Regions from separate parts of the Homo sapiens genome. Here region 2 is linked to region 1. Evidence: chromatin loops called from intact Hi-C (ENCODE). Cell type or tissue: heart left ventricle. All regions are shown on one strand. Links, peaks and the distances in the headings refer to the core of each region. The heading gives the core; the rest is flanking DNA. Region 1 holds the start of KLHL31 (kelch like family member 31). Region 2 overlaps GCLC (glutamate-cysteine ligase catalytic subunit).

The links. A loop is a pair of places that touch in the nucleus more often than their neighbours do. Peaks named below come from ENCODE experiments on the same cell type or tissue, not always from the same donor. Only the 100,000 strongest peaks of a DNase experiment are listed, where the experiment ranks them.
Region 2: it touches region 1 in a loop (2.5-fold over the local background); 19 of 110 quality-filtered maps call a loop at or near these places.

What each region holds. Positions count from the first base shown.
Region 1 is chr6:53,657,473-53,673,535 of GRCh38, forward strand. KLHL31 (kelch like family member 31) reads right to left here and starts at 8,284. Exons shown (of 3, transcript NM_001003760.5): 1 at 8,129-8,284. RefSeq lists an enhancer at 15,699-15,993. In heart left ventricle, for the core only: no CTCF peak of the experiment used is centred there; DNase peaks (open chromatin) are centred at 7,359 and 8,379; H3K4me3 peaks cover 4,403 bases; H3K27ac peaks cover 5,059 bases.
Region 2 is chr6:53,515,857-53,523,856 of GRCh38, forward strand. It overlaps GCLC (glutamate-cysteine ligase catalytic subunit), which reads right to left. Exons shown (of 16, transcript NM_001498.4): 2 at 6,559-6,671; 3 at 4,922-5,104; 4 at 253-366. Among named protein-coding and RNA genes, the nearest start is that of GCLC, 25 kb to the right of the region's middle. In heart left ventricle, for the core only: a CTCF peak has its summit at 4,539 (motif pointing right); no DNase peak of the experiment used is centred there; H3K27ac peaks cover 183 bases.

The sequences.
Region 1 (16,063 bases), core at 4,545-12,544:
TACATGTATAAATCCACCTCATTCCTTATAATCGGTGCATAGTAATGCATAGTAAGGGTATATCATACATTGTTCAACTATTATCCTGTTGATAAGCATTTATGTATTTAGGTGGTTTACAATTTTTTGTTTTTGTTTTGTGTGTGTGTGTGTGTGTGTGTGTGTGTGTGTGTGTGTGTGTGTTTTAAATCCCATTGTAATTTCATCCTGAGGGGTAAAACTCAGCTTTGGCTCTCCTTGAAGGGTTTTCAATTTGATGGGTGGTGTATGTGTTAAAGTAATTTTGTAGCCCTTCTATTGTATTTGCTCCTGTTCCTATCCATGCAGAAGAAGAGTAGCAGGTAGGCAGAAAATAGAGATGGTCTAATTCTTTTCCAGTGCTTTTGTTTTCCTCTTTAAGCTCCAATTATCATATTCACATTTATATTTTTTACAAGGCTGTAGCACATACATCCTTCTTCTCATTCTTTTTTTGCAAACAATGCAAAATGCATCCTTACCTTGTGAAAATAGATTATGAACCCTCTATCATTTTAATGCTCAAATGCATTAGCTTATGTGTTGAGTGTCTCTTTGTTGGATTTTCTGGGAGAAACTTTTGAATATTTGTCAGCAAGCAGTTATCAGATATCCATCTTGGTGTGGGCAGCCCAGTGCTGGGAATGATGGAGCAGTACAAGATGTAATTTATATTAGAGACACAAGACATGGCAAATGCAAAATATCAATAAGGAGCTAGGTTAGCACAGCAGAGAAAATTTTGGGGGGAAAGTCCTGTCTGTGTTCCTGGAAGAACTCCTGTGGCCATTTTTTTTTATTCATGTAGATACAGGGCTTGCAAATGCTTATTGTTTTAGAGGAAATCCTGAGCCTGGGGAGTAATCTGAGTGCCTCAGACTGAAATTCTAAATACTCTGTTATCCATCATTAAGATGTTGTTTCATAAGTAGCATGTAAGGGTGATATTTAAAATATTAATTTCTGATAAAACAGGATATCTACTAACCAGAATGGATTCAGGCCACAGTGCTGGACCTGGGTCCCAGCAGTCCCCCTAAGGTACACTGTGTAATTCTTCAGTTACTAGATAATAGACCGAGGAGAGGGTGGAAGGGTGGGAGGGACTCAGAGAAGTTCAGGGCAGTAGCTATTTGACTATTTCAATTTGTTTGATATACATATAATATTTAGAGAGGGATCTTAGTATTTCAGCATACTTTGTGATCCGAATAGAATTAAATTAGAAATTAATAACAATAAGCTATCTAGGAAAGCCATTTAATTTTCAATACTTGAAAATTAAACAGTTTCCTTTTCAATTATCCATGAGTCAAAAAAGAAATCACAGGAGAAATTTTTATAATATTTCAAATAGGATGACAATGAAAATATAACATAAATACCAATTTTACTACTTATCTACCGTGTGACTTTTGGTAGATTACCTAGCCTCTTACAGTCTCCATCAACTTATTTCTTAAGAGAAGATAATAATAGTGCCTGCCTCTAGGTTTGTCAGTGAAGTCTAATGAGGAGCCTGTAACAGCATTTTGCAGAGCACCTGACAAAAAGTGAATATTCAAAAAAATTTGAACCATTTTCATGACAAGCAATAGCCTTTGTTAGTTGTCTTTGGGAATAGAGAAAGGAGCCTGTTTAAGCTTTAGAATGAAGTGAATCAGAGAAAGCCACCACATCATGGACAAACAGTCATGAGGTGCAGGAGGCAATATGGGACAGTCACATAGTGACTCAGAAAAGAAGTGGCAAACAGCAACAAAGGGAAGATTTCTGGAATGTGTAAATATTTCTATGAGATTTTTAAAAAACACCAGGGAGAGAAAAGAAATACATACAAATACACAGCCTGAGAAACAGATTATTTTTATTTTGATAGGTAGGGCTAACCCCGAAAGTTCAGAAAACTTGGGGCATTTGGTTATAGGTTAGGTGAGCAAAACAAGAGTACATGGAACAGATTGTGTGTCTGGATTTAAGGATTCAAATAAAAAGGACTATTGTGGTGGGGTGGTGTTAGAATGGGAGGTTTTGCAGATAACATGAATCTTGTTGGGTCTTGGTAACTGAAGGGTCTTAAATAGCAGCATGTATAGGAGGGAGAAGGTTATTAGAAGTAGAGGAAATGTTTCAAGTTGAAGCAAGGAGGTGTGACTCAGCCTGTCACATGCATTCAGAGATGGCTGAGGTCATGAGGGAGACAGTTGGGCAGGTAATATTCGGTCAATACATACAGGAGGTTGGATGCCAGGAAGGCTTGAACCTGATAAATTCATATGCAGTCTAGAAGGACTAAGAAATCTCCAGGAAGAGAGAGTGCAACTTGAGGCTAGATGAAATAGTGAAATCAGTAAAAGCTCTCTCTCTCCATTTTCTTTCTCTTACTTCCTATTGATGGCTTCTCTTTCCTCCATTGCCTGACCTTCATGCTGCTCCTGGTGTTCCCACTGTTGACTCAGCCCTGGCCTGTTCCACCCATGGGAACTTCCATGCCCTTCTTTTTCTTTATAGTCTCTTGCGCTTGTCCTATTTCTGTAAGACCCCTCTGGGTGATACATTAGCTAGTCTGACAAATGAATCCGAGCTAACCAGTTAATGGGCAGATCTACTCTTTTTCCCGGATATGCATGGTTTCTGTTTTGTAAATAAGTGTCCTTCTATAATTCACATACAAATTTCTATCAGAGTAGCCTTTGTAGAATACATATATTTATATATATGTATATATATACTGACTTGCTGAATATACCATGTGCATTTCAGAAGAATTTGTATTCTGCAGTTGTTGGGTGTAATGTTCTATAAATATCAATTAAATCAGGGCAATTGATAATGTTGTTCAGGTAATCTATAACATTACTGAAAACTTATAGATAGATACACATGTGCAAACACTTATGTATTTATATATTTTTTTAATGAAAAGAAGGCTTTTAAAGCCTGTGAAATCACTCTTTAGAGGTAACTGGCTTATTTAGCTCTCTCCAAAATGAGGAGAAGGAGAGGAACAGGCAGGAGACCATTTAAGAAACTTGAAGTCAGGCTGGGTGCCATGGCTCACTCCTGTAATCCCAGCACTTTGGGAGGCCGAGGCGGGTGGATCACTTGAGGCCAGGAGTTCAAGACCAGCCTGGCCAACATGGCGAAACCCTGTCTCTACCAAAAATACAAAAATTAGCTGGATGTGGTGGCATGCACCTGTAATCCCAGCTACTCAGGAGGCTGAGGCAGGAGAATCACTTGAACCCGGGAGACAACAGAGGTTGCAGTGAGCTGATATTGCACCACTGCCCTCCAGCCTGGGCAACAAAGCGAGACTCTGTCTCAAGAAAAGAAAAGAAACCGTTGAAATCAAAGCCTGCAAACAACTTTCTTGTGGCCGAATTTTCCTATGTAAACTCATAAATTCAGTCTTTCTTTAGAGCTACCATGATATCTCATTGCCGGGTCTGCAACTCATAGGTAAGGCTGTCCATCTACCCACCCAAGTGTTCTCAGTCTGTGCCATGTTCCTCCAATAAGGACACTGCTGCAGATCCTTCAGAGGAACCTGGGGATCAGGATCATTGCTTTGAAGCTGAACAAAGCTCTGATGTTGACTTCAGGGCTGCAGAGTTGTTCATTTGTTCCTATGTCCTAATAAATGCTCTGCCTGTGGCACTGCTCCTGCATCACCGAAAGCCACTGCTTTTCTCAACTTAAGGAGAACCGTAGTCTAGTAAGAATCAATAAGCCACATCTTATGCTCCAGGCCCTGTTACAGAAAAGACTAGCTCCCTCTTTATGGGGGATCAGAACCCAGAGGCTATGTTGTCATGGGGCATACAGGAAAGGCTTCAACAAACTCTCCCGGCCTCTCACATTGGAGCCTTTCTGGGTACAGACACAAGGTACATCACACTGGGTGCAAACAAACACACACCCACCCAGACACACAGCATGCCACTTGACCAACCATGAGTTTTCCACAATCATGTTTAAGTTAAGAGCAAGGGCAATCTTTAAGGAAAGAAGTCATAAAAGGCCAGCAAAGTAATATATATGTACAGGAAAGGAAAGTGGAACAATTTAATTCACTTCAATTTACTAATTTGGTCATAGTGCTGGGCTTCAAGGCTGATGGTATGGGCTAATAGAAGATGGCTGGAAAATCTGAGTATTTTTAAAACCATATTATCCAGTAACCAGGTCACATATTAACATGTAGTCAGAGCAATTCATACAGGAACTCTCACTGTTTTATTCTACGATGATACAAATGTTCACTGTGCACTTCTAGGTCATCATCAATGATAGTCACAGTGACAGTCAAAATGTGGCTGTGAGGAAGAGGTGTTACGAAAATGAGTTACATGTGTGTGTTCATATATAGAGTATAACCTACATGCTGAGCAATACATTTTGAAAACATTCCATTCTTTTTGATTCAATTGATATTTTAACTTTGCAAAGTTGGATGAGGGTTTTACTTACTCTCTCTTTTTTTTTAAAGCTCTCTCTCTCTTTTTTCTTTTTAACGGAGTGAAGGTCTTATTGTCAGCTGCTCAGGGCATCCCCAAGCTTGGTAGCCAGGGTCCAAGCTCAGTAGCCAGGGCCATCAGCCAGGATATGATTAGTATACCCTAGGGAGGGCTTTGACTCAGGTTATGGTCTGCATGGCCAGGCATGCATCTTTGTTAAGCTGCCAGTGGCTAGGAGAGTGTGAAGGCCATTTCTCCATTTTTCCTAAATGACAGCAGGCTTGGTTCTCCCTGGCTGCCTAAGGGGGGCTCTAATATGTTACCTTTTGGGATCAAAGGAAGGAAGAACTTTACAAGCTTCCGCCAGGACTGTTGGTGGCTTGCACTTTTCACACTGTTCCTGCCAGTAGGAATTCTGGAAGGAGGAGCAGGTTTAGCCAGAGCAGCTGAGGTTGTGTAATGGGATGAACAGCTATTTGGAAGCACTGCCAGTCCCTTCCCTTTTTGGGTCAAAGAAAAGACTTTGCACAGGATGCAGAGGGTTGTAGAAGGGTCCCTATGCTACTGGAGCTATCCTTTCTTTCTGTGGAGGAAGCCCAGAGCATTCACCTTCCCTGGCTATGGACTCCACAGCCTCCTCTCCCTCTGCTGTATCTGCTATCACGTAGAGCAACCTCTTGACTACCCTGGAAGAGCTGCCCATTAGAAACTGGGCAGAAGGGTAACAGAGATGCAATTGCACACTCCCCTCCCCATGCCTACTGCAGATCCTGGCTCTTGGGCCATTTCTAGTGCCATGTATTCAACACCTGATAAGCAGCTGGGCAGAATTACGTAAATCATTACATTTTTCCTCATCTTTTGTATTTGCCAAATTTAAGTATATTAATTCTTAAATATACATCACCAAGCAGGAAACTGTTTTATGTATTTAATGTGAATGGATAGCTCCATTTTCACCTAAAAAACAGCTATATAGCTAGCATTTATTGATCGAGGGTGTACTATGTGCTGGGCCCTGGGTTAAGCACTTTACATCATTTTAGTTTTTAAATTTAAATATTACAGATATCCTAAAAGGTAGGTTATATTATGTTCATTTTACAAATGAAGAAATTAAGAATCAGAAAGAGTAAAAAAAACTTGTCCAATATCACATAAGTAAGTGTGCAGTGTGTGCTGGGGCAAAATTCAAACCCATGGAAACCCTGGGCCCCTATATTGTCTTCTTTAAATCCAGGGTAGGGTAAAAACTGTAGTAGGTTAAAAGTTAGCTTTTTCTAACATGGGAAGATAGAGACAGTGCAAGGTATAGCTGGTGTTTATAAATTTAAAATTTTGATATGGAGAACATGAAATGGTTCGTTCTGGTTCCAAATACTAGAATAAAAGAGTTACCTTTTTGAATGTAAAATAAATTTGTTTGGGGACACATCGATCCTGTGGATTTCTTTATCCTATTAAGGGTAGTAAGAATGTGAAAATCCAATAGGTTAGGTAAGCCAAATAAATAGGGACAAGGAGGGCTTGCATGAATCTGTTTATCAGATAATCAAGCACTTCCTTTAGAAGTATTAGATTGAATATGAAATTATCATTTTTTGTTTAAAAGCAAATACTTTCAATCTCATATGGTTCAACTTAGCTAGAGGCTGTGCCTAACTTTTATCTATAAAGTATACAGACTCTATGCACTAAGTTAACTACAATTCTATTCTCTAAGGCTGTATATAGGACACAAGGACACAGTACAAAGTTTTTGTTTGGGTTTTGTTGAAAACTTTAGTAAACTGGCTCTTTTTCTTTCCTAGTATTTTGTGTGTTGGAGGGAGAGGAGGTTAGAAATTGAGTTTTAAGACTGATGCCTTTTTGATTATCATAGAACTGAAAATTGGGTTTCGGTGTTCATTCTGCTCTAACCACTTGATAGACCTATAGCAGAACGTCCAACCTATCAGGATTTCAGTATAATCAACTGTCAAACAAGGAGATGCATTACTTTTGCTTCTATAATTTTGCAGACAGTTATGAATACACAGCTGACTTTTGCTGTCAGAATTGTCAAAATCTGTTCCTACATTAAATCTCCCTGTAATATGGCCTTCCATATCTTTAGAATCTACTCATTATCAGATAGGGATGAACGAACTGAGACAAGGTTTCTTTACATGGGATCTATATGTCTGGGTCTGAACAGCTAGATTTAGCAAATAAAAATACAAGATGTCAAGTTGCATTTGCATTTCAGATAAACTATGAATCATACTTTAGTATAAGTATGTCCCAGGCAGTGTTGAGGACATACTTATGCTAAAAGTTGATTTGTAGCTTACCTGAAATTCAAATGTAGCTGGATGACCTGACTTGTATCTGGCATTCCTGATCAGGGCTGGGTATCAGGTGAGTCCATGAGTCCTGCGGAATAGTCTGAAACATACTGTGTGCATATGTTTATGTGTACTTTCCACACACTGGGCTCAGCGTTTTCATGAGATCCATAACCCGAAATAGATCCAAAATGACTGGACTGAGAATAATGCTGCCAAGCAATGGTACATAATTGGACCCTTGTCTGTAAGTGGGCAAGTCCATGTGAAAGTATTGCACTTAAATTCTTCCTGGCCCCAGCTGATCCCAGATGAAGACCCCCAGAACTGGTTATAGAAAAGAGTTGTTACTTCATATTTGAGAACATTTTCCTTCCCACTGCCCTGCACCCATGCTTCCTGGGAGTCCACAACAGGGTAAACTGGAAAGCCATGTGTGCTAAAGTGTCACTGTCACTCTCATGCCAGTATGAACTGGGATCCCAGAATGTCTTTTTGCCAAAGGGGCGAATCAGCTGCGCCTGCTCCCTGTCCTGGCCACATTCCTATCGCTGCATCTGTCGGGGCTCATCAGCCCTACCTCCAGGAATAGAAACCCTCCTGGCTTCTGTGGCTTGCCATTTTAAGTCCAACCTCGGGGTGGGGTGTAGGGGGGTGGTTTCCACTTCACCATTACACTTCCAACATGATTTTTAATATAAAATATATGTCAGCATAATGATATGTGCACATTTAAGACAAAAACCTATTTTTTAGCCAAATAACAAATTTTTTTTTTTTTTTAGGAAGGATATTTCCATTTCATCAATAGGTTATATTTCTGGGAATTCAGAGTTGTCTGAGTTTTGTGCTACAGATTTAGTTAAAACTGGTAACATTTCATCCAAACTGATCAGTAACAAATGTTAAAATGATTCTTGATAAAAATAAAGGTAGAATTCTAAACTTTGTGAACAAAGCCTAAGAATTTTCTCTCCTTCTCCTTCTCTATAAAGTAGTGAAAGAAAAATATATCTTAAGCTTTAGAGATTTAGAATTTTTGTTAGAAATTACAGGTGGTTTTACATTTGTAGGGCATCATTGTCATGCATTTTGTTACCGTGAAGTTCTCCTAACACGTTACATTTCTCAGATTTCAAAAAAATGTTTTCTGTCTCCCAACTTCAGATTAGGGACATGAACCACCTGACCCAGCTGTAGACTCCCTTCAGTAAAATAGCTCTACAACCACAAACACTCAGCCCACCCTCTCCCACCCACACATCCACACACACCCCAGGATCTAGAAGGCAGGAATTGGCGACTCTGGTCCCAGCTCCTTACCCTCCTTGGGTGAAGTGGCAGGTCAACTTGAGATGATGAAGTTTTAGCAGGAGACTCCTCTTGGGAAGGGATCTGTGGAGATAGAGAGAGGGAGAAGGAAAATCCGGTGGGGAGCCACCAGCAGCCACCTGACAAGACCCGGCTGCAGCAATTTTTAGAGTGACCCTTTGCCGTCCCACTGGATAAGGCAGGCCGAGCCTGCGCTTTGGCCCGGGAGCAGAGCAGCGAGCGCCCTCCTCTCCGTCTTTGGCCTTCAACTCTCCAGCCAGCCGGGGGCAGGGGGCGGGGCTCCGGTTGGTGGAGAGGGGTTGGGTTTCTTGAACTGACCAGCTGCTCAAAATGAAAAAGAAAAGAAAAGAAAAGAAAAGAAAGAAAGAAGGAAAGAAAGAAAGAAAGAAAGAAAGAAAGAAAGAAAGAAAGAAGGAAGGAAGGAAGGAAGGAAGGAAGGAAGGAAGGAAGGAAGGAAAGAAAGAAAGAGAAAGAAAGAAAGAAAGAAAGAAAGTCAAGAGCTCAATCAACCTGTGTGAGAGGAAAGAAAATTAATTCGATGGATGTTTAATTGTTGGAAGCAGGGATTCTAGTAGAGTAAGGAGAAGGGAAGGCTGTGGATTAAAAATTAGTTTTTGGAAAGGTAATTAGCCTGGTCACCTACGGTCTTTTGAGAAGATAGTGGTTATAAATAGCCTATTCTTTATAAGAGGAGCACGTATCTACCAGATATGGTACTTTCTACAGCACCTCACATGTGGTTCTAACATTATTAGGCTCATTTTAGAGTTTAATAAAGTGAGGTTTATGGCCAGCGATTTTCCAGTGATCACAGAGAGGTCTGAGATTAACACACACTCTAGCACACATGCAGGTTGGGAAATATCTACTTTGGCAACACTTCATGAGAAAAAAAATTCAATGATTATAATTGACTACAAATTTTAATGGGCACCAAGAGTGTGAAATGGTTGCTTAAAAAGTTAACATGATATTAAGCTACAATAATAGAAAAATAGATCATGGAAAATAAATGTTCTAATTATTCTTCATTAGTCAGATGATGTGTTAAGCATCACTTTGCTATCTTGGCACTCTGAGAACTTACTCTTCATCCTACAGAGATGGCTGGAACAAAAAAACTTCAGAGGCGGTGCATGTTGGAAACATCTGAAGAGAAGTATGACAAAGAGAGGACTTTTAAGATAAGTGAGACACCTGAGAGCAAGTGTTGTGGGGGCTGTTGTACAGCAAGAGGATTCAGTCAAAATTTCTGTAGCCTAAAATGTCAAAAATTTTAATGTGCAGTAATTCCGGGGAAATACCTTAAAATAAAGAAGAAGAGTGCAGATAACAGCTGGGCTCTAATGATGAAAATGGCAGCCTTGTAAAAGAGCCAGTTCTCTATAATTAGAAGGGTGGAAGTAAAAGAAGTTGCAGGACTGGTGTGACATTGAAGGGACTCTGTCTATGGCTGGGGGCTTGCACTGCATCATCTCTGAAATCTTTCCAACTCTAAGGCTCTGATTCTATATGTGCCAGTCTCCAGTTCACCTGAGACTCTCAATTCACTGGATAGCATCTGTCTATTGACTACTTCTGCTGGAATTCCCACCAATTTTTTAGTAGGAAAAACTATTTGGATTTTTTTTTTAATTCTTTGCTTCTACCCATAGATCTCCAGCACAGAAAGCGCCAGGAGCAAATCAAAGAAGCTTCTATTATGGTTTGCTTCTAAGAAATTCTACTTGGTCCCACCTCCTTGACTCAGGTAAAGGGTCAGAACCTTCCATCTTTGTTTGTTTGTTTGTTTGTTTTTTGTAGAGACAGGATCTCAGTATGTTGTCCAAGCTGGTCTCAAATTCCTGGTCTCAAGTGATCTTTCTGCCTTGGCCTTCAATCCCGTTTTAATTGTAATAAAAGTCAGCCTTATATCAGTATTTATGATAATGATGATATAATGATGGAAAGGGCCTTCAAGAAGATGTTGGTACCAATATTATCTTCTTCAAGGGTTCAAGACTATTAATTCCAGTTTTACTGGAACATCACTGAGATGCTCCTTTCAATATAATATAATGTTAAGATATGAACACAAGTGGAAGAATAAAAGGCAAAAAATGGAAAATCTAAGACACTTTAAAAATCATTTTCAGAGTAGCTAGTCTGTGTAACCATTCGACTACTGCTATGGTAGATACACTGGAAACACAGCATGGGACAGTAGGTTGTAGTGAATATTAAGAAATTTTGTCTTTGTCTTTAAAGCAATGAGTCTACCAATTGGAGCATATTTAATAAAAAAGAGGGTCATGATGAGATTGGCATTTTAGAATGAACATTCCGTAATTTGGGGATGTAACCTTAATGGAATTTAGATTTGTTTCTATTGCTAGTGCCTGTCTCTCTTCCACCAACCTCCTGATACTCTCTGCCATACAGCCAGTTCAAATGTAAGCTCCATGAAGGCAGGGATTTTTATCTGTCCTAACAGCAGACTTTCTCTCTTGGCTTTGATGAAGCCTAGTGCCAGGTTGGAGATGCCCAAGCAAGGAACATCCAGTTAGAAACTAAAGCCTTCAGTTCAATATCCCAAAAGACAGGAATCCTGACAATCATCATTTAGTGAACCTGGAAGTCAATCCTTCCCCAGTTAAGCCTTCAGATGAGGCCCCAGCCCTGTCTAACATCTTGATTGAAGCCTTGTGAGAGAGCCTAAAGCAGAGGACCTAGGGAAGCTCTGCCTCCATCCCTGATCCAAAGAATCAGTGAGATAATAAATGCATGTTGTTTTAAGCTGCTAAGTTATACAGCACTAGGTGACTAACATAGTATGCTTCTATTTGCCTTTTACTAATTTAATTCTTGCAGCATCTTTACCAGATAAAATTCCTGTTTTATATATAAGAAAACTAAGGCTGTTTTAACTTGTTCCAGATCATATGGCTGGTAAGGGATGGGGTCAGAATTTGGACCCAAGTTGTCAGGATCCCAGGTGTGCTCTCTTAACTACTTGACTTTACACAAAGGCAGTGGCTGAGTCTGATTTGTTCACAGTTGTCCCATTCTCCAACATAGTGTATGGCACATAGTAGATTCTCAATAATGGTTAATTAATTAATTACTTAATCTAGAACACTGCTAGATGAATGATGAATAGATTTATTTTGTTCACACAAGATAATTTTATAAGTGTTTTCAAAAAGTGTAACTGTGACTGTTTGGTCTCAGAGGCTTCTTGTTTTGTCTCAGAGGCTTCTTGTTTTGGTCTCAGAGGCTTCTTGATTCTTCAGGGCTATGTACTAATTGACTGAAATTTACAGGTGCATTTCAGTGTGTAGAGTAGTGTAATATAAACATGATGCAAGCCACATATGTAATTTTAAATGACCTAGGGGTTACTTTTAAGAAGTAAAAAGAGGCCAGGCTTGGTGACTCATGCCTGTAATCCCAGCACTTTGGGAGTCCAAGGCAGGCAGATCACGAGGTCAGGAATTTGAGACCAGCCTGAGCAACATGGTGAAACCCCATCTCTACTACAAATACAAAAATTAGCCAGGTGTGGTGGTGCGTGCCTGTAATCCCAGCTACTCAGGAGGCTGAGGCAGGAGAATTGCTTGAACTTGGGAGGTGGAGGTTGCAGTGAGCCAAGATTGCACCACTGCACTCCAGCCTGGGCAACAGAGCGAGACTCCATCTCAAAAAAAGAAAAAAAAAGAAGTAAAAAGAAACAGGTGACATTTATTTTAATAAAACATTTTATTGAAGTCAATATATCTATATTACTATTTTAATACATAATTAATATAAAAATTAGTAATTAGATATTTTACATTCAGAATAAGTACTACAGCTTCAAAATTTGGTCTGGCTTCTACATTTTTTAGTATATTTCAAGTGATGAAACTTGGATATTCCCTATTACAATCACTCAATAGCCATAACTGGCTAATATTGGAGAGTGCAGGTGTGTGGATGGTGCAAGTGTGTGAAAGGTGCAGGTGTACAAACAGTGCATGTGTGTGAATGGTGCAGGCAGTGCATGTTTTGATTGGCCCAGGTGTATGGACAGTGCATGTATGAGAATGGTGCAGTTGTATAGACAGTACATGTGTGAATGTTGCAGGTGTATGGACAGTGCATGTATGTGAATGGTGCAGTTGTATGAACACTGCATGTGTGCAAATGTTGCAGATGTATGGACAGTGCATGTGTGTGAATGGTGCAGTTGTATGAACAGTGTATGTGTGTGGATGGTGCAGGTGATAGTGCATTTGTGTGAATGGTGCAGGTGTATGGACATTGTAGGTGTGTGAACAGTACAGGTACATGGACAGTGTCAGTGTATGAATGGTGCAGTTGTATGAACAGTGCAGGTGAATGGACAGTGCATGTGTGTGAATACTGCAGGTGTATGGACACTGTACATGTGTGAATGGTGCAGGTGTATGAATAGTGCAGGGCAGGCGTGTGAATAGTGCAGGTGTGTGAATGGTGCAGGAGTAAAGCTTGGATGGAAGATTCAACCTTTGGGAATCTATAGAATATCCATTCCCCTTGTGACCGCTCTGTCTGTTATAATCCCAGGATACATCAGAAATAGCTCAAAATAAAAACAATTTTAGGGACAGAAGTTGTCTGAAAGTTGCTCTTAGATAGTTGCTAGAACATAAATGACTCATCACCTTGGACACCTGAGAAAGGTTTCATTAATTTTGGGCATGGACCTTCATGTTTTTAAAATTGGGGTTAATGAAATGGGTAATTTCATTTCAGGCAAAAGAAAGGAAAGGTTAAGAGAACAAAATTGCCCCAGATTTGGGTTCTTAGAAGGCGAGACTTGAGAAGATGACCTTTTAGCAATGACTATATTAGGTCTTTGGTTGTACAAAGTCATTAAGGAGCCAGAAAGGCCAGGAGCCAAATAGGCAGTGGAAAGGTGAAGGAGACGGATTTTACTTCCAGCTGCCCCACATCTCAACCCCTTTCCTATGGTTGTGGATTTTCCCACTGTGTGAGGTCAGGCAGAAAGCAAAGTCTGTCTTTCACCATAGAAGCCAAAAACCAGATGCTTCATTTGTCAGGCTGCTGTGCAGCTATGGCAAGAATGGGTACAAGACATAGGCTTGGCTGATCAGATGCCTGCATCCAGACTAGAAATGAGGAGCTAGTGATGCAAAGAAGCAGGCAGAGAGGACGTTGTTTTGGCAGTGGGGATTGCACGGGCTGAGCAGTATCAGCAGCACTGGTTTGCATGAACAGCACTGGCAGTGGGGCAGTGGTGGCATCCCTGGGTCCAGAGCAGGAGGCTTTAGGACATGAAGCTGTGACATGGAGGCAGCTGTGGTGTCTGGAGCTGTTGGTCTTGACCCTGGCTTCAGAGTTTTCTCTTTCTTTTGCTCCCTCCCTTTTTCTGGCCTGGTTCTCTGATCATACAGCGGAGGTTCTATGAGCTGCCCAGCACCCTTTCAAAGGATTCTTTCCTCCTTGGTTGTTCAGTTGGCTAGCTCCAGAGCTCAGCTGCTCTGCATAATAAATTGCAGGGGAATTGAGGGAGAGAAGCTGAGAGGAGACAGCCTGGAAAACAGGGAAGCATGGAGATGGTAGGAGTCTTGCAGAAGACAGGGGCTGAGCTACATCACAGGAAGATGTTGTGTGTGGGAAAACAAGGAATTACTGATGGCTGTGTGGTTGAAGGGCCTGCCACCACAAAGATGCCTAATGATTCATTTTCCGCCGTTTGCATTCTGTTTCAACAAGTGCTCTCCATAGCACAAAAGTTTCAGTAAAGTCTGCCATACATAAATGCCTGGGCGGTGTGTTGAGTGGAATCAATGAAAAGTCACCCCAGTTGGCACAGAGCAGACATGAGGGGAGAGCTGTGGCTGGGCCATGAGGGGGAGTTCAGCAGAGCAGTAACTTGGAGTCAGTGGTGACAGACATGAGCCTACGACCTGGGAAATTCTCTGAAATCCTGGCAAGGACACAGAGGTCCCCCATGGCTGTGACTTAGAAAGGTCAAGCCAATTTTATGGGAGACCTCAGCTGACATCTGGGTTACACCAGTATTTATCCATCTTCACTAAGAATGGCTGGCTCAGGGATCGGTCACACGGGACAAGTGCCATTTTTCATCTTTTATGTGGAAGAAGTAATCTTTGTCTGAAAAAGGAACTGTTAGTGACTCCCCAAACAAGTGGGAGGAAAGTCTGTATTCCAAGAATTTTCTGATAATAGAAATGAAACATTGCCTTTTTTTTTTTTTTTTTTTGAGATGGAGTTTCGCTCTTGTTGCCCAGGCTGAGTGCAGTGGCGTGATTTCAGCTCACTGCAATCTCTGCCTCCTGGGTTCAAGCGATTCTCCTTCCTCAGCCTCCCAAGTAGCTAGGATTACAGGTGCCCACCACCATGCCCAGCTAATTTTTTGTATTTTTAGTAGAGACAGCGTTTCACCGTGTTGGCAAGGCTGGTCTTGAACTCCTGACCTCAGGTGATCACCCACCTTGGCCTCCCAAAGTTCTGGGATTACAGGCGTGAGCCACTGCACCTGGCCAAAACATTGCCTTTTTAAGGAGAAACAGAGAAATATGTTTTATTATTTCAAACACATGAGTTTTAAGTGAGAAGCATTGGCTAAGATAACTCCAGCAACAAGACAATGTGTTCAAAAGTCTGATCGAATTTTTACTTTGGAAAAATAACAATGGGTCCAATCAATGAAATAAAAACTTTGATGGAAACTGCAGCTAATTTGGTGAATTCATACAGCCTATCCCAATAGTATCTAGAAGTGCTAGTTGTACTTGTTCTGTGCTCAATATAGTTAAGAGGTTCTTGACGTAAGTGGGCACTTGCAAACCACATGCTCTGTTGTGACATTTTGGAGGCAGCAGCACCATTCTAGTGTAAAGACACACTTGCAAAGGAGAAAACATATTTATTGCAAGCACTTACACAGTATGGCATAGTTTTCAAAACGTAGAAAACATGTCTAAAAAAAAATCTGCATATGAATGCCAAACTCTCATTTGCTGTAGCACCATTGAAAAGTCAACCCTCAGGCCAGGCATGGTGGCTCATGCCTGTAATCCCAGCACTTTGGGAGGCTGAGGCGGGCGGATCATGAGGTCAGGAGATTGAGACCATCCTGCCTAACACGGTGAAACCCTGTCTCTACTAAAAATACAAAAAATTAGCTGGGTGTGGTGGCGCACACCTGTAGTCCCAGCTACTTGGGAGGCTGAGGCAGGAGAATCACTTGAACCCAGGAGGCGGAGGTCGCAGTAAGCCGAGATCGCACCACTGCACTCCAGCCTGGGTGACAGAGCGAGACTCCATCTCAAAAAAAAAAAAAAAAAAAAAAAAAAGCAAAGAAAAGAAAAGAAAAGTCAACCCTTTTAGCATGTAGAAGCCTATTATTCAGAGAACCTGCTTTCCTGGCAGAGCACTTGTCTTAATAAAAGTTAGAGACTGGCTCATGTGGCCACATTGAGTTAAAATGATTTAACTTTTCCTTTTTAACAAGTTTTGAATGGCGTACCTCCCCTACCAATTGCCTTCTCCTTGTGTCTCCTTCCCTGATCTGCCTGGCTCTCCCCCACCCCTGCCCATCTCCCAGGCTGTGAAGTGCCTTCTTCTGTAATGATGTATACCTGTCTATCCTGGCACTTACTACATTTTAACAATGTGTTTGTCTCCTTCCTCGTCTTCATTTTTTTAACATCTCTATCCCCAGCATGGTGCCAGAATACTTGGGCAATGCTCCAGAAAGTCTGTCACTCTAGTGATGAGTCATTTGCTTGCATTAATGACCTTCTAACTCTGGAATTCAACAATATTGAAGTAACATTAAACAAGACCCCAAAGATCATCCACTCTTTAGTTGCACTGTCAAATTTTCTTAAAAAGGTGATTAAACGACTAAAAAATCCTTTTCACTCACTGCCC
Region 2 (8,000 bases), core at 1-8,000, 150 kb before region 1:
GTGGCTCAGCGAATAACTTTGTGACGACTTGGAGAATTGACAAATCAAGCCTGGTGCACGCATCAACAACCAAGAAGCCTGGGGGTACTGAAGATGTGAACAGGTGCACATCTGCTATCTTCTCTGGTTACTTAGGAAGAGAGCCAAAACTCAGTTAATGCTCAAAAAGGATTTCTAGACAGAAATACTATACTCTCAGAAGTCAGGGGTCTAGTGAAGGGCATCTGCATTTCAACACAAAGCCATACTCACCTGAAGCGAGGGTGCTTGTTTATTGCTTCATCTGGAAAGAAGAGGGACTTGGAAGCTCCTCCTTCCACTGGGTTGGGTTTGACCTCGGGCAGTGTGAACCCAGGACAGCCTAATCTACAACAAATTGAAGAACTAAATAGATGGGATTTGTTTTCAAGAATTAATTGTGTGCAGTCTTGCCATCACTGCACCTGCCAAAGACACCTCATTTCTAGTATCCCCTTTTCAGAGGGCTTTGTGTTTACAAAACAGATGTTGTGTAAATACTGTGCCCCTTTACAACCACTCCCCACACTTCTTGCTCACAAGGATCTTCTTTTAATTCCAGCCCACTACTAACTTTATCCAAGTCTCCACTCACTCACAAACCACACAGCACTTACTCGGGTCCTCTCCATCTCTTCATCTAATAGGAAGGACTGATAGCACAGAAGTCATTTCCCTTGGTCACATCAGCTGTCATGGGTGACAGGTGTCCCCTACATGGCCTATGAGGTGTCTTCCTTTTCCATCTCTAAACTCTCAGATTATCTTTGGACCTGCTGCATGGCACCACTGCCTCCCACTTCCTGGTAGGCTCTGAATCTGGAAGGAGCCTGTTTTTTGCCTCTATAGGTCACCTCATGAGTCCCTCAAGATTAGGGAGTGTCTCTGCAGGTGTCCCCATCTACCCCTGAGATCACCCTCTGAAGTCTGAAACCCAATCCTATTCTCTTACTTGACTTAAGGAGCTCTAATTTCAACACAGAAAAATGAAGCTCCATATTTATTCCTAAGTGTAAAGCTCAAATTCTACATCACTTTTAGTGATGGCCCCAGTTTTTCCAAGTTAGGAATTTGAGGTCAATATTACATGTGCTGTGAGGGAGGACAAAGACTAAGCGAAAGCCAAACAAGGGAGGAGTTTTAAATTAGTGGGAAGAAACTTTTGGCTTGAGGATCAAGACTAGCTCATATCTTTTAAAAAAAAATTTTTTTTTTTTTTTTTTTTTTTCTGAGAAAGGGTCTTGCTCTGTCTCCCAGGCTGGAGTGCAGTGGTGCAATCATAGCTCAGTGCAGCCTTGAACTCCTGGGCTCAAGTCATCCTCCTGCCTCAGGCTCCTGAGTAGCTGGGATTACAGGCATGAGTCACTGTACCAAGTTTTTTTTTTTTTTTTTTTTTTTTTTTTCCAGGGACGAGGTCTCACTATGCTACCCAGAATGGTCTTTAACTCCTAGGCTCCAGTAATCCTTCTGCCTCAGCCTCCTAAAGTACTGGGATTACAAGCACGTGCCACCTCACCTGGCCATCAATGCCTTATTTTTAACCCCTACCTTTTCTTAATATAAAATAAAGTATCTGTTGCCTGCCCAAATCCACCTTGTAAACAATTGAAGGTAGTGATCTTATCTAGAAAACAGTTCCCAGCTACAAGGGTTCTTGAGAATTCTTGAAGCTATGTGCATTATTTACTATGAGCCTAGAACCTTAGGAATAGTCCTTTGGGAGAGTAATAAACTTAAATCTGAGGGGATTCCTTGCTCACCAGAATCAGATTGGATGAAGAGAGAATGAGAATGTGTTTGTGTGGAAGGGAGAAGGTAGAATCAGAACTTGCATCTTCGGACACCTACGGCACTGCTTCATTCTAGAGCAGTGCTGTCCCACAGAACTTTCTGGAGTGATGGAAATGTTTAATATCTCCACTATCCAAACCGATGTGGTAGTCACTAACCACGTGGCTACTGAGCCCTTGAAATGAGGCTAGTTCCTCAGTCACATCAGGAACTACAATTTTCATTTTATATAATTTTAATTTTAAATAGTCACATGATTACTGTTTTGGACTAGAGTTCCACACTATAAATCTTTGCATCTTTATAAAGTCACCCTGTTTACACTTAAGAACCAGAGCACTCCTTTCTCTCTTGATCCTATACTACAACAAAACTTTATCATTTATTGTGGATGTATAGGGAGGCTTCTAACCACTAAATAACTAATAATTATTGTTTCAAGTCCCAAAATACCTTCCTATATGGACAGGGTATAAAAAATTATACATATAATTTTTTCTAAATTACAGGTTTTTAGAATAAAGCTTATTCCTCTGTCTCAACTTTCCCTTCACAATGACTTAAGATGCTGAATCTTTTTATTTTTATTTATTTATTTATTTTGAGACGGAGGCTTGCTTTGTCACCCAGGCTGGAGCAGAGCGGCACAATCTCAGCTCACTGCAACCTCCACCTCCCAGGTTCAAGCGGTTCTCCTGCCTCAGCCTCCGGAGTAGCTGGGATTACAGGCGCATGCCACCATACCTGGCTAATTTTTGTATTTTTTGTAAAGACGGGGTTTCACCATGTTGGCCAGGCTGGTCTCGAACTCCTGACTTCAGGTGATCCGCCTGCCTCGGCCTCCCAAAGTGCTGGGATTACAGGTGTAAGACACCATGCCCAGACACTAAATCTTTTTTAAAAAGGCAACTATCCCATATGGAACCATTCTCAAGGTAAAGGGCACATTAGGCTTAACCCAAAACTTTATTTTCTGGCCCAGAAGGAAACACCACTGCCCATCAATCCTATATATTCTTCAGCTTTAATATATAAAACAGTTCTGGTTTGTGTTACAAATCCCCTCCCACTTTCTTAATTTGCTAAGTGAAATGTACAACCCTCTTAATGTTAAGGGGAAAAAAATGAACATATAAGGTATTAAATTTTCCAGTTCACTAGAAGTTGTCATTTAACATCTGTAACCTACTCCTTGGCCTCTACTCTAGTACTCTTAAGGTTTTCAGGACAATGACCTATAGCAAAAGCCTTGATGTGTCTTCTCTCCCCAGCAGTTCACTGACTCTGTCATCTTTTAAACCACCCACTTTTCCTATCACCAGCACCCACGGGCATCCAGGCAGCCCTTGTCTCCCCTCAGGGAGCTCCCTCACTCACCTCCTAGTAAGCCCTGGCACCAGCTCCACAGCTACTCTCACACTACAGCCCAAGTGAGGGCTGCAAAGCAAAAAGGGGATGCCATCTGCCCAACCCAACCTTTCCAAGGCCTTCAACTGCTTTTAGGAGAACAACTAAAATTTATGGTTAACCTGACCTGGCCTGCCAATTACCTGCCAGCTTCCCTTTACCCCATACCTGCACTTCCTCCTCAGCCTCCTAGTCACACTGGCCAGCTTGCTTTCTTCTAGTTCCCAGGAAGTCCCCGCTTGTTTGGTTCATCCTAGGACTTCTACACACACTGCTCCCCCTCCCTAAGACTGTCCTCCGCTCCTCATTCCTATTTCACTCCTCCTGGAACCTTGGACATCCCACCCCCTCCCCCTCCACCCACCAGAGTCCACTGGATACCTAGGTTGTACTCTTTGCTCCCCATCTCCTCCTGCTAGCACAGCCCCACTTTGACGCTTATGAATCTATGGGTATTTGATTGTTCTTCAACCCCCCAGCTCCACAGAGACAGAGCTGTCCGTCTTCACTCATGAGAGCATGCCCATTCTGCCTGCAGCAGGCACTCAAGTGTCTGAGTGAATGGCAGGGCCAATGATTTTTCACCTCCTCTTTCAAACATTAGGTCGAAGAAATGTGCCCACTCTAATCAAAACAAATCTGTCCACCCTCACCCAGCTGGGTTTTTCCTTCTGGGGGTGGAGAGAGAAGTGACCTGTACATACAGAATGAAGGTATCACAGAAATAGAGATGCTTCTATAAATGTTAGATGGCTGGCTTAAATAAGTTTTCAACTATTTAGATGTTACAGTAGAGATATAAAAAAAAAAATAGAATTCCCATTTAAATGCCCCTCTGAGGCCAATGATATGACCCTGAATGGCTGACGGACACGTATCAGAGAAAAGGTATAAAAATAGTTCAAAGTGTTCTCCACCATTGATACCAACCCCCAGAGCTCCTTTGAACTTTGAGGAGCTAAGTATACTGTCACCATCTGACAGACATCTAGCATAGATAAATCACATTCATGTTTTGGCAGAAATGTATTTTTACATAGAGGTTCTATGTATAATACATATGATATTCATGTACCTCATTCTAAGCGAAGAACATAATTTCACTATTTACTTTTATGTACTTTTGGTCATAACTAGATTTGATGACAAACCCTAAATCTTCTTTTCAGAACAATATGCAAGGACCTAATGACTCACGTTGTTCATAGAGCATCGGTATCGATAGTGCTTTGGGAGCACTGCAGATCCTCTGATCTGCCACTGATGCCACCATATGCTAGCAGGTAAATGCTGCTTTTTGAAAGTGCATGAGGGCGCAACTGTCACAGTCACCAGGGGACAGCATTCCAGAAGCTTTGGCTACTGCTTACAGGGTCAGAACTGTGTGGCAGGCGTGCTGCTCCCTCCACCCTCGCCTGCGGCAGACACGGCCACACTGCTGGTCTGTCATCACAGTATCCTGGTCTTTCCCACTGAGCCCCCACTGAGTGCACTCACCACGGTGCAGCCACCACAGCTGACAGAAGCTGGCATGCAACTGTGTCTGCAGCTCTACTGTTACAGAGTCTATCAAGTGCAGTCTATAAAAGATAAACCATCTGTAACGTATGAGGATTGTAAGGTGGAATGCCCGGGTCGTGACTTGCTCTTTTCATTACCTGTATCTCTGAGAGATCTGCTGGGGCATGTTAATATAGGAACTAACCTGGGAAATGAAGTTATTGTGCAAAGAGCCTGATTTTCTTCTAATATAGAAGTAGCCTCCTTCCGGCGTTTTCGCATGTTGGCCTCAACTGTATTGAACTCGGACATTGTTCCTCCGTAGGGCTGTCCTGGTGTCCCTTCAATCATGTAACTCCCATACTCTGGTCTCCAAAGGGTAGGATGGCTACGGAGGAGAAATAACTTAGTTCCATCTTATTCTTTTGCTATAGTCTGCTCAATTTTTAAGTTTTTAAAGTTGCTTTAAAAGTGTAGAAACCATTAGGTATAAATGAAGCTAAGAAGTCCTTCACAGTTCTCAGTGATTATTACTTTTCCATAGCTATTCAACTACATAAGGGTCAACAAGTATTGGGTCCAAAATGTTTTTTTTCTTTTGAGACAGAGTCTCGCTCTGTCACCCAGGCTGGAGTGCAATGGCACGATCTTGGCTTACTGCAACCTCTGCCTCCCAGGTCCAAGTGATTCTTGTGCCTCAGCCTCCTGTGTAGCTGGGATCACAGGTGTGCCCTACCACACCTGGCTAATTTTTGTATTTTTAGTAGAGATGGGGTTTCACCGTGTTAGCCAGGCTGGTCTTGAACTCCTGGCCTTAAGTGATCTGCCTGCCTCGGCCTCCCAAAGTGCTGGGATTACAGGCATGAGCCACCATGCCCAACCCAAAATCTTTATAAGTAACTGAAAATGCACACAGAGCACTCACTGTCCAGGACAAACTAACCTACTCTGCAGAGAAGGAGATGAGGCCTTAAGGGTTCTTTCAATTCAGTGCTGCCCTCCAAACTCAAATGCAGCTTCCCCAAAACGAATGAGTGGAAAATGAGCAGAGGAGTATATATTCCCCTCCCCTCCCCGTCTCTGTCTACTTAAATGTAGGAATACCTTAAAAACACACCAGGCCGGGTGCGGTGGCTCATGCTTGTAATCCCAGCACTTTGGGAGGCTGAGGCGGGCAGATCATGAGGTCAGGAAATGGAGACCATCCTGGCTAACACGGTGAAACCCCCGTCTCTACTAAAAATACAAAAAATTAGCCAGGCGTGGTGGCGGGCGCCTGTAGTCCCAGCTACTCGGGAGGGTGAGGCAGGAGAATGGCGTGAAGCCAGGAGGTGGAGCTTGCAGTGAGCTGAGATCGTGCCACTGCACTCCAGCCCGGACGACAGAGTGAGACTCCGTCTCAAAAAAAAATCATGCCAGCCAAACAAAGCCAAACAAAGCCCATCTGCAACTTATATCTTGCATCATGGTTTGTGATCCCAGTTATACGCTTCTGCAATACATTTTTTCCCAAAAATGTTTTAATAAAAAACAGGCTTTATATTTAGTTTACTGTACAAAGTGCTTCATATATTAATGTATTTAATTCCAACACCTTAGGTAGGTATTGCTATGATCTTTACTTTACAGATGAGAGAACTGAGGCACAGAAAAGTTAAGTAACTTGCCCAAGGTTATTCAGCTATTGAGTAAAGGAACCATGATTTGAAACTATGGCAACCTGAAACCAGAGCCTGTACTCTTAACTGTTAGGCTATCCTGCCTCCAATAATTGAGAAAAAACTCTATATTCTAGAAGTTTTAGCAGTTTCAGAAACACTAAATCAGCACATGAGAGCTTACTTTGGGTTTGTCCTTTCCCCCTTCTCTTGCAGAGTTTCAAGAACTTTCTCCCCAGACAGGACCAACCGGACTTTTTTATTTTCATGATCAAAAGATACCAACATGTATTCCACCTATTGAAAATAAAGGTGAGAAAAATTAACATTCTTCCAGACTTGTTTTCAGTGTGGCCTCCAGAAGAAAAAGGCAGGGAAACGTGAAGTCTGTAAAGGATCCACAGTAACTCCAGACAGTCACATTTGTTTACAGTACAGCACATAAGTGTTCATATGCATAATATGGAAACCTGTAGAAAGGATCAGTCAGTAGTGCCACTTCCATCCCTTCTTTCCTCTGTCCTACTTAATATCCTATGGAAAGGTCGATACCCATTTTGACAAGCTGTACTTCAAAAAAAAGATGTGTTTTGAAGCAAAGATTCTGTAAATTGCTGTTGTAAAAAAGAAGCTGCATTTTAAAATTTATTTCCTCAGTTGGCTTACTATAAGTTTAAGAAAGAGGTTATCTGGACATTCCAGTCAAGGTAGATTACACTTACTTACTGGCAGAGTAATAAGTAAGGTAGATTACACTTTCATAATCCCACTACCAGTCCCACTTTTGGAGAGTTAAATCATAATCATAAATATACCGTGTGGAGAAGTTATTTGAGGGGTTTCAACAATTTAATTTTGGTTTATCTCAAGTAATTTAAGGCAACTTCTCCACTCTGAAACCATATAAAATTTGCAATGCAGGGTGCACTAGTACATTTATTAACAATACCTCGTGGAATTCTAGTAAAAATAAAGGACATAAACACAAAGTCAGACTTCTGGGCAGAATACAACTAGAACCTACTTTTGTTTTTCCTGAAGTTACAAGCTTTCAATCATGACAGTTGGCGTGAGCAGTGAAGATTATGAATCACTGTGTGTGATGGAAACAAAACATCCATTATCCATATATAAGTGAAAAGATACAGAATTATTCAGGCAAGCCCTTGAAAGTACCCTTTGCACATGGCACCAATACAATTACTACAGAGGTAGGAAACTGATTCCTCACAAGGCAAACCAGGCTACAGTGTATTTGGTTTGGCCTACAATAGTAGTTTAGAAAAAATAAAAAGGCAGGCAACCGTATATCCACTATTTCCCAGATATTTCACATGTAAATCTAGGTTCTCAGTCTTAAAACAATACCCAGAAGCCCAGCACGAAGCCTGTGACTGTGTGACTGGGCTGTTTGCTTTTCAGGGGTGCACACTGTCTGCAGTTTATTCCCTTATTTATGTGTATTTCCCTGGTCTTGGAAGGCATTTGAGTCAGCCGTCCTCATCACAGAAACATTAAGGGCTAAGTAATATGATTATAAAGAGGAAAAAAATGTTAGTAACTGTAGGAGATAGCCTAGCAGATTTAAACAACAACAAAATAAACTTTCAGTTAACGTTTATTAGC